2 separate regions of the Homo sapiens genome follow, and region 2 is linked to region 1. A link is an interaction called in ENCODE POLR2A ChIA-PET data of the cell type or tissue named here. Cell type or tissue: PC-9. All regions are shown on one strand. Links, peaks and the distances in the headings refer to the core of each region. The heading gives the core; the rest is flanking DNA. Region 1 overlaps SCIRT (stem cell inhibitory RNA transcript). Region 2 holds the start of LINC01512 (long intergenic non-protein coding RNA 1512).

Region 1 (5,370 bases), core at 313-5,312:
AATAGGCCCAAATAAACATGAGAATTCAATTCAATAAATTGAGATACTAGTCAGATATTTGGATCAAAAATAAATAAATCTGGATTCGCTACATCACTCCTAATATGGACATAAATTCCAACAGGATCAAAGATTTAAAGAAAGGAAAACATTTTAAAAATAGTCATAAAAGTGCCAGAAGAAAATATGTGTAAATGTTTTCGTGAACCTGGGATAGCGATTTTCCTAGTCATAGAACAAAACAGAAGTCATAACAAAGAAGATTAACAAATGTACCTACGCAGACATTCAAGGAAAAAGCTCCATAAACAAAATCAAAGGACAAAATAAGAGAAAAGTACCTGCAAGATGTATGACAAAGTGCTAATTTTCCTAATTTAAAATAAGACATTTTTTAAAACAGTAAGAAAAAGATTAAACAATCCAATGGCAAAATATAGGCAAAGAATACAAACAGGTCATTCACAAAAAACACAACTGGCTAATGAAAATATAAACAATGTTCAATCTCACTAATCATTTTAAATGCAAATTAAAACAAGATCTAATTTTTCATTTATCAGATTGACGAAGATGAAGAAGGTGATACTATACAGCGTTGTGGAAGACGTGGCAACACAGGCAATCTCATGCAATGCTAATGAAATGAAAATTAGTACACTCTGCCGCAATTAGGCGTTATGTATTATATTTTATTTTAGTTTAGTTTATTTTTTGAGATAGAGTCTCACACTTGTCGTCCAGGCTGGAGTGCAGTGGCACGATCTCGGCTCACTGCAACCTCTGCCTCCTGGGTTCAAGCAATTCTCCTGCCTCAGCCTCCAGAGTAGCTGGGATTACAGGTGCCTCCCACCACGCCCGGCTAATTTTTTTGTAGTTTTAGTAGCGATGGGGTTTCACCATGTTAGCCAGGCTGGTCTTGAACTCCTGACCTCAGATGATCCGCCCGCCTCAGCCTCCCAAAGTGCTGGGATTATAATCGTGAGCCACTGTGCCCGGCCTGGCGTTATCTCTTAAATTTTAAATGTTCTGGCCAGGTGCGGTGGCTCATGTCTGTAATACTAGCACTTTGAGAGGCCAAGGCGGGCGGATCATGAAGTCAGGAGTTTCAGACCAACCTGGCTAACATGGTGAAACCCATCTCTACGAAAAATACAAAAATTAGCTGGACGTGGTGGTGGGCATTTGTAATCCCAGCTACTCGGGATGTTGAGGTAGGAGAATCGCTTGAACCCGGGAGGCAGAGGTTGCAGTGAGCCGAGATCACGCCACTGCACTCCAGCCTGGATGACAGAGCAAGACTCCATCCCAGAAAAAATAAAAATAAATAAATAAATAAATAAATGTTCATATTCTTTGACCCAGCAGTTTAACTTCTAGGATATTATGCAACTGCCCAAAGATATATGTACAAAGCTGTTCATGGCAGCATTGTTTATAATTTTTAAAAAGGGAAACAAATCACAGCTTCATTTATAGGGAGGTGGTTAGGTAAATAATAGCACATCCACAGAGCAAACTACTCTGCTGCTATTGAAAAGAATAAGGGGCTGGGCATGGTGGCTCATGCCTTAAATCCCAGCACTTTGGGAGGCCAAGGCAGAAGGATCAACCACTTGAGACCAGGAGTTTCAGGTCAGCCTGGGCAATATAAGAAGACCCTGTCTCTATTTAATAAATAAATAAAAATAAAAAAGAATAAGGAAGCTTTATGTATATACCATCATGGAAGGAAGTCTAACATAAGTGAAAAAACAAATTGTTAACCTTATGTGTAACATATTTTTAAAATAATATGTTTTAATCATGCCTGGGCCCATCCACTTCTCTTTGGAGGTCCCTAAGGAAGCTTAATACATAAAAACAGTGGTAAAGGCAGGCAAAATATCACTTTAATACTCACTGGGGTCCTGGCCTCCAGTGGGCAGGACAAAGGCCCCTCTGACAGTGCACACAGAAAGGATCCAGCGGTTCCTGGGGCTCCCTCTACCTTCACATCCTGTCACTCTGCCTGGGCCCAGATCCTCCACCTTGCCGTGCATGCACACAGGGGCCACTGATTGACTCAGAAGACCCCCACCCTCTGGTGGCTCTGGAATCTCTTCCTTCAGGGTGTGAAGGCCAGGGAGAGAGGCAGGGGAAGGGGTTGACCCACCCTCTGGGGTCAGAGGTGCTGAGCCTCCCGGATGCAGGGGGTGGACCAGAGCCAGGAATTGCAACAGCTGGCCACGGGGTTTGTGGGTGAGTGGGCAGCCTGCTGTGGTGAGGAGGGGAAGGATTTGTGGGAAACACGGTTGGCAGAAATAGCCAGGATGGCATGCACCGGCAGCCTCTGGGGAGGGGACCCTTGCCCTCAGCCAACTCCCTCAGGGTCCATCCTGGGGCATTGCTGGCCACCTGGCCACCCTACAGGCCTTGAGTCACTTCCTGTGTTTTTCTTTCCCCCCAGGTAGGCTCTTGACTCACAGCCCTCCTTCTCTTCTTCCTGTCCTTCTGTGGCTCAGGGGGCAAGGACAAGACCCACCTGAGGGTCAGGAGAAAAGTTAGGGGACCTTGGCTTGGGATAGGTGCCCTCCCACCCAGACCTCTTACCTCAAAGGCTACCTCAGTCAGTCAGTCCCCTGTGTCCAACCCAGCCCAAACAGGGACTCACTGAGTCCCTCCTAACTCCTTCCCTCAGAGAGAAGGGCTGGAGTGCTCAGACCTCCTGTCTGCATCTTCGGCAGCTTCTGCCTTCTCTCCCAGTCCTGTACCCTAACCTGGCTCTCACTCTCTCGCATTACAACAAACTTCCTCAGGAGTTCCATCTTCTCAACAAATATTTTCTAACTGAATCAGAGTCAAGGTAAATCTCCAGAGTAGGATCACAGGGCCAGCTGGTTGAGCAACACAGAAGCAGAGTCCTCTCCACTGGGGACACTTTGGTACTCATGGTTGGTTGTCTACTCAGCCTCTGTCCCCACACCCCTTTCCTCCTTTAAAACCCAACCCTCTCCGCCTCCTCCACAGTAAGGCCCTGTGCCTCACCAACCAGTTAGCGAAGCCTCATTCTCTCTAAAGGAATGGGTATGTGGCCTAATGTTGGCTGATGAGAACTCAAGAGTAAGTTTTCTAGGGGCACTCCAGGGAAAAGTTCTCCTTATTTGAAAAACAGACCTTGAGAAAGATATGGCCCCTCTTCAACCTCCAGGCATATTATGTCTGGATGCGATGTCTGGACTTTGAGCAGCCACCTTACAACCATGAAGGGCGCTATAGCACCTGAGAAGCAAATCAACACGCTGAGGATAGCAGGGCAGAAAAACAGACAGAACCTGGATCCTTGATTATGTGATAGATCCACTCAATTACCCTCCCTAGACCCACGGTCCCTAGGGACTTTTCTCAGGAAATGAAAACTTCCTGTATTGTCTAAACCATTTTGAATCAGGGTTTCTGTTACTTGCAGTCAAAGAGCCCTGAGGATACAGCTAGATATTTGGCAAGTATGGATGAAGAAACCAAATGAGTAGTTGTGAGCAAGGAGGGTGCACGGCCTGAGGAAGGAGACCACATTTCCAAACCTCTGGCTCATGTTTAGCCTCATGACATGAGACCAGGCCAGCTGGATGCTGAGAGAAGCAGGAGGAATTTGGATTGTGTGTGTATAAAGATGTAAGAAACAAGAGCTGGAGTGAGGGTACCTCTGGGAATCAGTAGCTCAGGTGTGGTGAGGGAGAGATACAGAGATGTTCATTACAGCATTGTTTATTCATGATTCCAAAAAGAGTGGAAGCAACCCAGAGGTTTATTTATAGAGAATCGATGAAACAAATGTTAGTATGTCCATAGAGTGGGAGCTGGGCATCAGCAGAACCTCAAAAGAGGAGGCACCAGCCAAGTGGGAGCCCTGGATAGGGTTGCGTGGTCCACCAACTGTGGACCTCCATCGAGCACCAGGTCTTCTCCTCACCAGCTTGGAAGGAGGAGCCTTTGGCCAGGCTCCTGGTTCAGTTCCTGTCACATATTTCTTTGCATTATACATTCCATTCCCTGACTCCCCAGTACAGCTCTGACTCCCCAGCACTGCCACTCCCTTCTCAAGGGCAGGGACTCCCTCTTCTGTGTCTCAGGGCTGCCCTGGGCTAAGCATAGTGGTTGGGGCCTGATTACATAGGATCCAGGAGGAAGACAGCTTCTGTTAAAGGTAAGGGAGGAGGAAGACTGTCTAGAAAAAACAATCAGGAAAGTGGAAGGGCCAAGGTTTACTGAGCAGGACCATTGCTGTGGAACCAGGAGAGGGACAGAGATGGGAGAGGAGGAGATGAAGAAACAGACTCTAGATGGAGGGCAACGGAGCTAGGATGGGGACAGGAGAGCCAGAGAGGAGATCCAGCCCCTACGGCACCATGGGAGGGCACCCAACTACAACCCACGGTAATGCATTTCACCCCCAACCCAATGCCAACACACATGGGTGTGCAGAAACTTGAAATGAACATTGCGCAAAACTACACTTCCCCCTACAACATGTAAAGCACTCTGTTTTCTATTCTATTCTACTTCATGTTTTTCAAATGCTGGTCACAACCTACTGTTAGGGTTGTGACCAGCCAGGGACAAAGTCCGTGCGGAGACCAAGCACAGGCATTTAGACTCTTTATAGCAATTTTTTCTCTTGAATCCCACAATACAAAATCGGAGTTTGGGCCGGGCGCAGTGGCTCAAGCCTGAAATCCTAGCACTTTGGGAGGCTGAGGCGGGCAGACTGCCTGAGCTCAGGAGTTCAAGACCAGCCTGGCCAACATGGTAAAACTTCGTCTCTACTAAAATACAAAAAAATCAGCCAGGCATGGTCACAGGTGCCTGTAATCTCAGCCACTCAGGAGGCTGAGGCACAAGAATTGCTTGAGCTCGGGAGGCGGAGGTTGCAGGGAGCGGAGATCGTGCCACTGCACTCCAGCCTGGACAACAAAGCAAAACTCTGTCTAAAAAAAAAAAAAAAAACTGTACTTTGTCTTATTTTATCTTTCTAATCATTTCTTTGCATTATACAATATGGAATTTTCTGTGAGACAGAGTCTCGCTCTGTCGCCCAGGCTGGGGTGCAGTGGCGCAATCTCGGCTCACTGCAACCTCCACCTCCTGTGTTCAAGCAAGTCTCATGTCTCAGCGTCCCGAATAGCTGGGATTACAGGTGTGTGCCACAACACCCAGATAATTTTTGTATTTTTTAGTAAAGATGGGGTTTCACCACATTGGCCAGGCTGGTCTCGAACTCCTGGCCTCAAGTGATCTGCCTGACTCAGCCTCCCAAATTGCTGGGATTACAGGCATGAGCCACTGCGCCCGGCCGACAGATTGGGATTTAAAAAAAAAAAAAACTAGTCG
Region 2 (5,370 bases), core at 150-5,149, 140 kb before region 1:
GGCTCCTAGGAGTACCATGGGCTGGGGCTGAGCCTGGTGTGTCTGGTGGAGAAGCCGCCCTGATGGCTAGGGCTCCAGCTGGGCCTGGCTGCAGGAGTCCGCATTGAGCCTCAGCATTGCTGGCGGGGATGCCTTTCCCATCCTTTAGCTTTGTTGTTGTTTTGTTTTGTTTTGTTTTGAGACAGAGTCTCACTCTGTCGTCCAGGCTGGAGTGCAGTGGAGTGATCTCAGGAGGCTCGCTGCAACCTCTGCCCCCTGGGTTCAAGCGATTCTCCTGCCTCAGCCTCCTGAGTAGCTAGGATTACAGGCGTGCACCACCATGCCCGGGTAATTTTTTGTATTTTTAGTAGAGACGGGTTTTCACCATGTTGGCCAGGCTGGTCTCGAACTCCTGACCTCAGGCGATCCACCCGCCTCAGGCTCCCAAAGTGCTGGGATTACCATCCTTTAGCTTTTATAAGCCTCATACTGTCCCCGTGAGTTGGGCAAGGCCAGAATTCTCATCCCACGCCAGCCATTGACACTACCACTGCTGTGGATATGGCCATGGCCATGGCTGGGACGGGGACCTCCTCAGCTGCTCCTTTGCCCATATCAGGCGCTGTGTTAGGCACATGGCCACCTTAATCTTATTGAACCCTCACACCAGCCTCTGGGGCAGGCACTGTGCTTATTTCCCATTTCACAGATAAGGAAATCGAGGCTCAGAGGGAAGAAATGATGGGCTGAAGGCCACCTAGCCAGTCGGTGAGAGGGTGGAGACAGAGGACACAGGGGCCCCGGCTTCAGGAAGTCTAGGTCTTTCCACCCTAGAGACAGTGAAGGGCCAGGCAAGAGGTAGGTGGGGGTCGGTGGAAGAAATTGGTTGTGATGTCTCAGGACACAGTAGCAGGAAGGTGCCTTAGAGAGCTTGCATGGAAGGAACGGGCCTTCCTGCCCTGCCCCCATTCCCCTGGTTTCCAGCCCGGAGGGTTTTCAGGGCTAATGGAGGGGAAGGGCACAGACTTCACTCCTCTGTGGAGAGAGACACAGGGATTCCTGACCAAGCTGCCATGGATCCTTCCCTCCTCCAGGTCTGCTAACTCCAGGCCCTCCCTGTCCAGCCACGTTGTCTGGAGGCCACCTGGCAGTCTCATCTGGGTTGGGAGGCGTGGGGTCTCAGAGCGGGAGGAGAGAACCTCGTGGTGGGGGGAGCTAGCAGTGAGGGAGTGGGCTGTGGGGAGTCTGGGTCCCACCCCCGGGACTCTGTCAGTGGCAGGGTAGGGGTACCCAGAGCCATGGCAGGAACCACCCCCTGCCCGCCCCCGACTAGAGGCTCAGCTTCCCTGCGTGCACCTAGCTCAGGAAGCCTTCCTTTCTAGTCTCTACAGCTGTTTCCCTCTTTTCCCATCTCATTCTTCCCTCTTCATTTCTGGCCTATCTTTTAACATCTCCATCCCTTTGATGCCTCATCCATCTCCTCTTCACCGTCTTGTCTTTGCCTGTTCCCTTTTCTGCTTCTCTGCTCCTCTTAAGGCTGGGTTTTCCTCCTGCGTCTCCTCTGTGCGCCTGTGAGTGTCCCCTGTCTGCTCATCCTCTCTCCCTCTGTCCACCTGTTTCTCTTTCTTCCAGCGTTTCTCCATCTCACGCGCTGCCTCTGTCATTTTCTCTCTTTCTTCGTCTTTCTCTCTCTCTCATTGTTCTGAGACATAGCAGTGCCTGGCCCAGCGGGGACAACATGTTTCACAGACAAATCATCCAACAAAAGAGAGGAGGAACGTGCTTCAGGTGAGCGTGAGCGCCGGCCCTGCTGTGTGCTGTGTGCGCATGGTGGGGGGAGGCTGGGGTGGGGGGGGCGGCAGGAGGCCAGTCAGGTGCGGGCGCCCAGGGCCGGGCGGGAGGGGCTCACGGGAAAGGGCTTTTGTGCAGACCAGGCTCTGGGTGGCTTTCAAGCAGCACATCTTTCTTCCAAAGCCAAACCTTTGATCCCCAGAGACATCAAAAGAGCCATCTGCATTTGTGTTTCCTCCAGGTAGAGGAGCAGGGGAGGGGCGAGGAGAGAAAAGGGGAGGGTGGCAGGCATGGCGGAGGGGGTGCTGAGAGGGGCCGCGCCTGGCCTCTTGAACCTGCATTTCAGGGAAAAGCCCCTGTCCGGAACCCACTGCTGCGCCTTCTTGGCTGGGGGACTCCTCTGCCGACTAAATGACTAACTGGGCTATCTTCAATATCAAATGAGAGGACGTGTTCTAATGAAAAAGCCCTGTAAAGAGACAGGGGGTTTGGTGTGGGTCAGGAGCAGCTGGTGCCCTCTCTAAGTGACCCCATGGGGCTTGCTTTAAAAAGCCTTCTGGGCTAGGCGCGGTGGCTCACGCCTGTAATCCCAACACTGGGAGGCTGAGGCGGGCAGACCACGAGGTCAGGAGTTCGAGACCAGCCTGGCCAACATAGTGAAACCCTGTCTCTACTAAAAATACAAAAAAATTAGCCGGGCGTGGTGGCAGGCGCCTGTAATTCCAGCTACTCGGGAGGCTGAGGCAGGAGAATCACTTGAACATGGGAGGTGGAGGTTGCAGTAAGCCGAGATCGTGCCATTGCACTCCAGCCTGGGTGACAATTGTGAAACTCTTGTCTCAAAAAAAAAAAAAAAAAGAAGAAAAGAAAAAAAGCCTCATTTCCCTGTGTTGATTCATCCCTCCAGGAAGCCTCCTACAGTAGTCAGGTTTCTCTCCCATTACTGAATCTTTTCGGCTCCTATGGGTTCAGCTCTCCCGCCTTGTCGGAATGGGGTGCTGGTCATTTCCATGGCCCCAGCAGACCAGAAGGTGGCTAAGGGAAAGATCACATCTTTGTTTTCTCTTTTGGCCCCAGGGCCTGGCCCAGGTGGGGTGAACCAGATGTCCTTGATCATAATAATACTCTCCTGTAGTCATGAGGAGCCGCTGATTTCAAACCACTTTAGCAGACACCCTAGCATTTGCTCCTCACCCTGCCCAGTGAGGAAGGCAGGGCATAGATTCACATCCCCATTTTATAGTCAAAGAAACTTGAGTTTCAAAGAGGTCAAGTAACTTGTCCAAGATCAGTTAGCAAGTGAGACTGGTAAGAAGCCCAGGAGTCAGTCTGTCATTTTCATTTTACAGATGGGGAAATTGAGGCAGAGCGTAACAGAAACACAGGTTATTAGAGACCAGGTCCAGATTAAAGCCTAAGATTCTAGACTTTTTCTTCCAAACCGTAGTGACTGGACTACCCTCCCAGCCTCCACGTGGTAGACGCATATCTGGGGGACAGCTGGCTCTCAGAGAACGTTCAGAAGATCCAGGGCTATGCTGGGGTGGGCGTGGGGGCTTCCAGTCAATTTTCTGGGTTAGAACTCATGCTATAGGAATTCCAGATGTACCCTCATGGCCCTGACCAGGGGACAGGCGATTGGTCCTGCTCGCAGGTGACGTGAGGCAGAGAGAGGGGCTGGATCAGGACACTGCTATCTATTTCTCTCCCTGATTTTCATACCGGGCTGAGTGCATGGCTCTGCCTTTGGCTTCCAGGAATGGAGAGCAGCAAAAGGCAAGGACAGCAGCTGGTTCCATGGGAGCTCCCCATAGGCCACCCAGGCCCAGCGTCGCCTTTGTTTTAGACAACAAAGAGTGTCTCATGTGGTCTCCAGACTGACGGCAAGGTGCGGACCTCTGTTCAGGCACCTCAGCTTCCAAGACTGAGTTCTGAGTCAGAATCCTCCAGAGTCCTTGGTCTGGGGCTTCCACCCCACTCAGCCCCAGGACTTCCAGGATTAGTGTCCTTGCCTGAGTTCTGTGTTTTGTCTACCAAATACCCCACGTTTATTAAGCACTGATCTATTTCCCCATTTTATTAATGAGGGATGACTGTTCCTGAGATAATCAGTGTTTCCAGTGTATTGCACTGAGAAAATACCAGCTAAGGCCAGAGGTTTGACATTTGAGTTAGAGGCTGCAACTAAATGAGGGAACAGGTAGGTTTTCCGGGTAAATGTTTGAAATATGGGAAAGAGTTCAAGGGCTGTCCTTACTATCATCACAGACCTCCGAGGGTTTGGGTCCCCACACCGAGAACACAGAGGAGTCATGGGACTCTTCTGTGGCACATGTGGGCTCCAGACACACACATTCACATACGTGTCCCAGAAGAACCAGAATGCTGGGCCCAGGGGGAAGTGGCTTGTTTGCCAATCCAGTCCCATAGGCTCAGCTTCTCTCTCAGTTCCAGGAATTGTGATTTCTCACCTGAGATTAACTTTTTGCCCTCCTATATGGGTTGTGAGCTGGGGAGGAGACAGGGCTTCCAGCTGAATCAGGAGATGAGGCCTGTGAACTGAAATCACTGGTCCAAGGCCATACATGACATCCATATATGCTATGGGCAGGTGTATACACTATGTCCAGGAGGGGAACAGAATTGGGCCACAGGGAAGGCACATAAAATTGGAATAGTCTCTGGAGTAGTGGGTGCATTCAGGTTCTTTCTTGTCAGGATAACTGTTTATGCTCTGCAGGAGTGGCAGGGAGCACCAGGCTTCTAGCAGGCAATGGGCTTCAAGTCTTATGTATTTTGCCTTAAACTACACTTATAGGATTTATTTTTGCCCGCATAGTTACCTCCCTAATTAGATTGGCTTCAGCTAGTGTTAAAATTAGTATGCATGCCTTAAGGTTGTACCCCAACCGATGGAGGGTGCTCAGATGCATGCCTGGAGCTGAGGGAAGCTTGACTGAGAGGCAGTGTCAGCCACAGATAATCCTTGAGGTGGACTATGTACTTGGGTAGCAGAATTCACAGCTTCTGGCAGGTTCCCGGGAGGATGGTGGGACTGATATGGTAAAGGTGAGAAAAGCTGGCAAGTCTGGCCTCCAGCCTGGGTTGGAGGATATAGCTCATTGATTCAAAAAGTCACTGGAGCTGGTCTTGTCCAGCTCCTTCATTTCACGGATGTAGAAATTGCAGTTCAGGGTGGAAAGTGACCTGCCCCAAACCCCACAGCTGACAAATGATAGGGCTAAGAGTCGAATGCACATCTCCAGTCCAGTGCTCCCCATCCCGCCCCCTGCTGATGTGCTGAAGCTACCGCTTGGACCTTCTTCCCTCCTGTGAGTGAGAGGAGGGAGAGGGGTCAGGCCAGGGAAGAGTGGGGCTAGAAGGAGGGGTGTGGGTGAGGAGGAGCCTACTTTGGCCACCTACTTCTTTTTTTTTTTTTTTTTTGAGACAGAGTCTTGCTCTGTCACCCAGGCTGGAGTGCAGTGGCGAGATCTCAGCTCACTGCAAGCTCCGCCTCCTGGGTTCACGCCATTCTCCTGCCTCAGCCTCCTGAGTAGCTGGGACTACAGGCGCCCGCCACCACGCCCGGCTAATTTTTTT

Evidence for each region. Peaks named below come from ENCODE experiments on the same cell type or tissue, not always from the same donor. Only the 100,000 strongest peaks of a DNase experiment are listed, where the experiment ranks them.
Region 2: POLR2A ChIA-PET joins it to region 1 with 23 read pairs; 1 of 35 experiments calls an interaction of 5 or more read pairs at or near these places.

What each region holds. Positions count from the first base shown.
Region 1 is chr6:44,032,345-44,037,714 of GRCh38, forward strand. The region is part of intron 1 of SCIRT (stem cell inhibitory RNA transcript); the gene reads right to left. Among named protein-coding and RNA genes, the nearest start is that of LINC03040, 34 kb to the left of the region's middle. In PC-9, for the core only: a CTCF peak has its summit at 1,849; DNase peaks (open chromatin) are centred at 2,357, 2,857, 3,557 and 4,057; H3K4me3 peaks cover 2,838 bases; H3K27ac peaks cover 5,000 bases.
Region 2 is chr6:43,889,699-43,895,068 of GRCh38, forward strand. It overlaps LINC01512 (long intergenic non-protein coding RNA 1512), which reads left to right and starts at 1,330. Exons shown (of 2, transcript NR_024478.1): 1 at 1,330-1,767. All of the region lies in intron 2 of LOC105375070 (a long non-coding RNA gene), which reads left to right. RefSeq lists an enhancer at 1-750. In PC-9, for the core only: no CTCF peak of the experiment used is centred there; a DNase peak (open chromatin) is centred at 2,663; H3K27ac peaks cover 523 bases.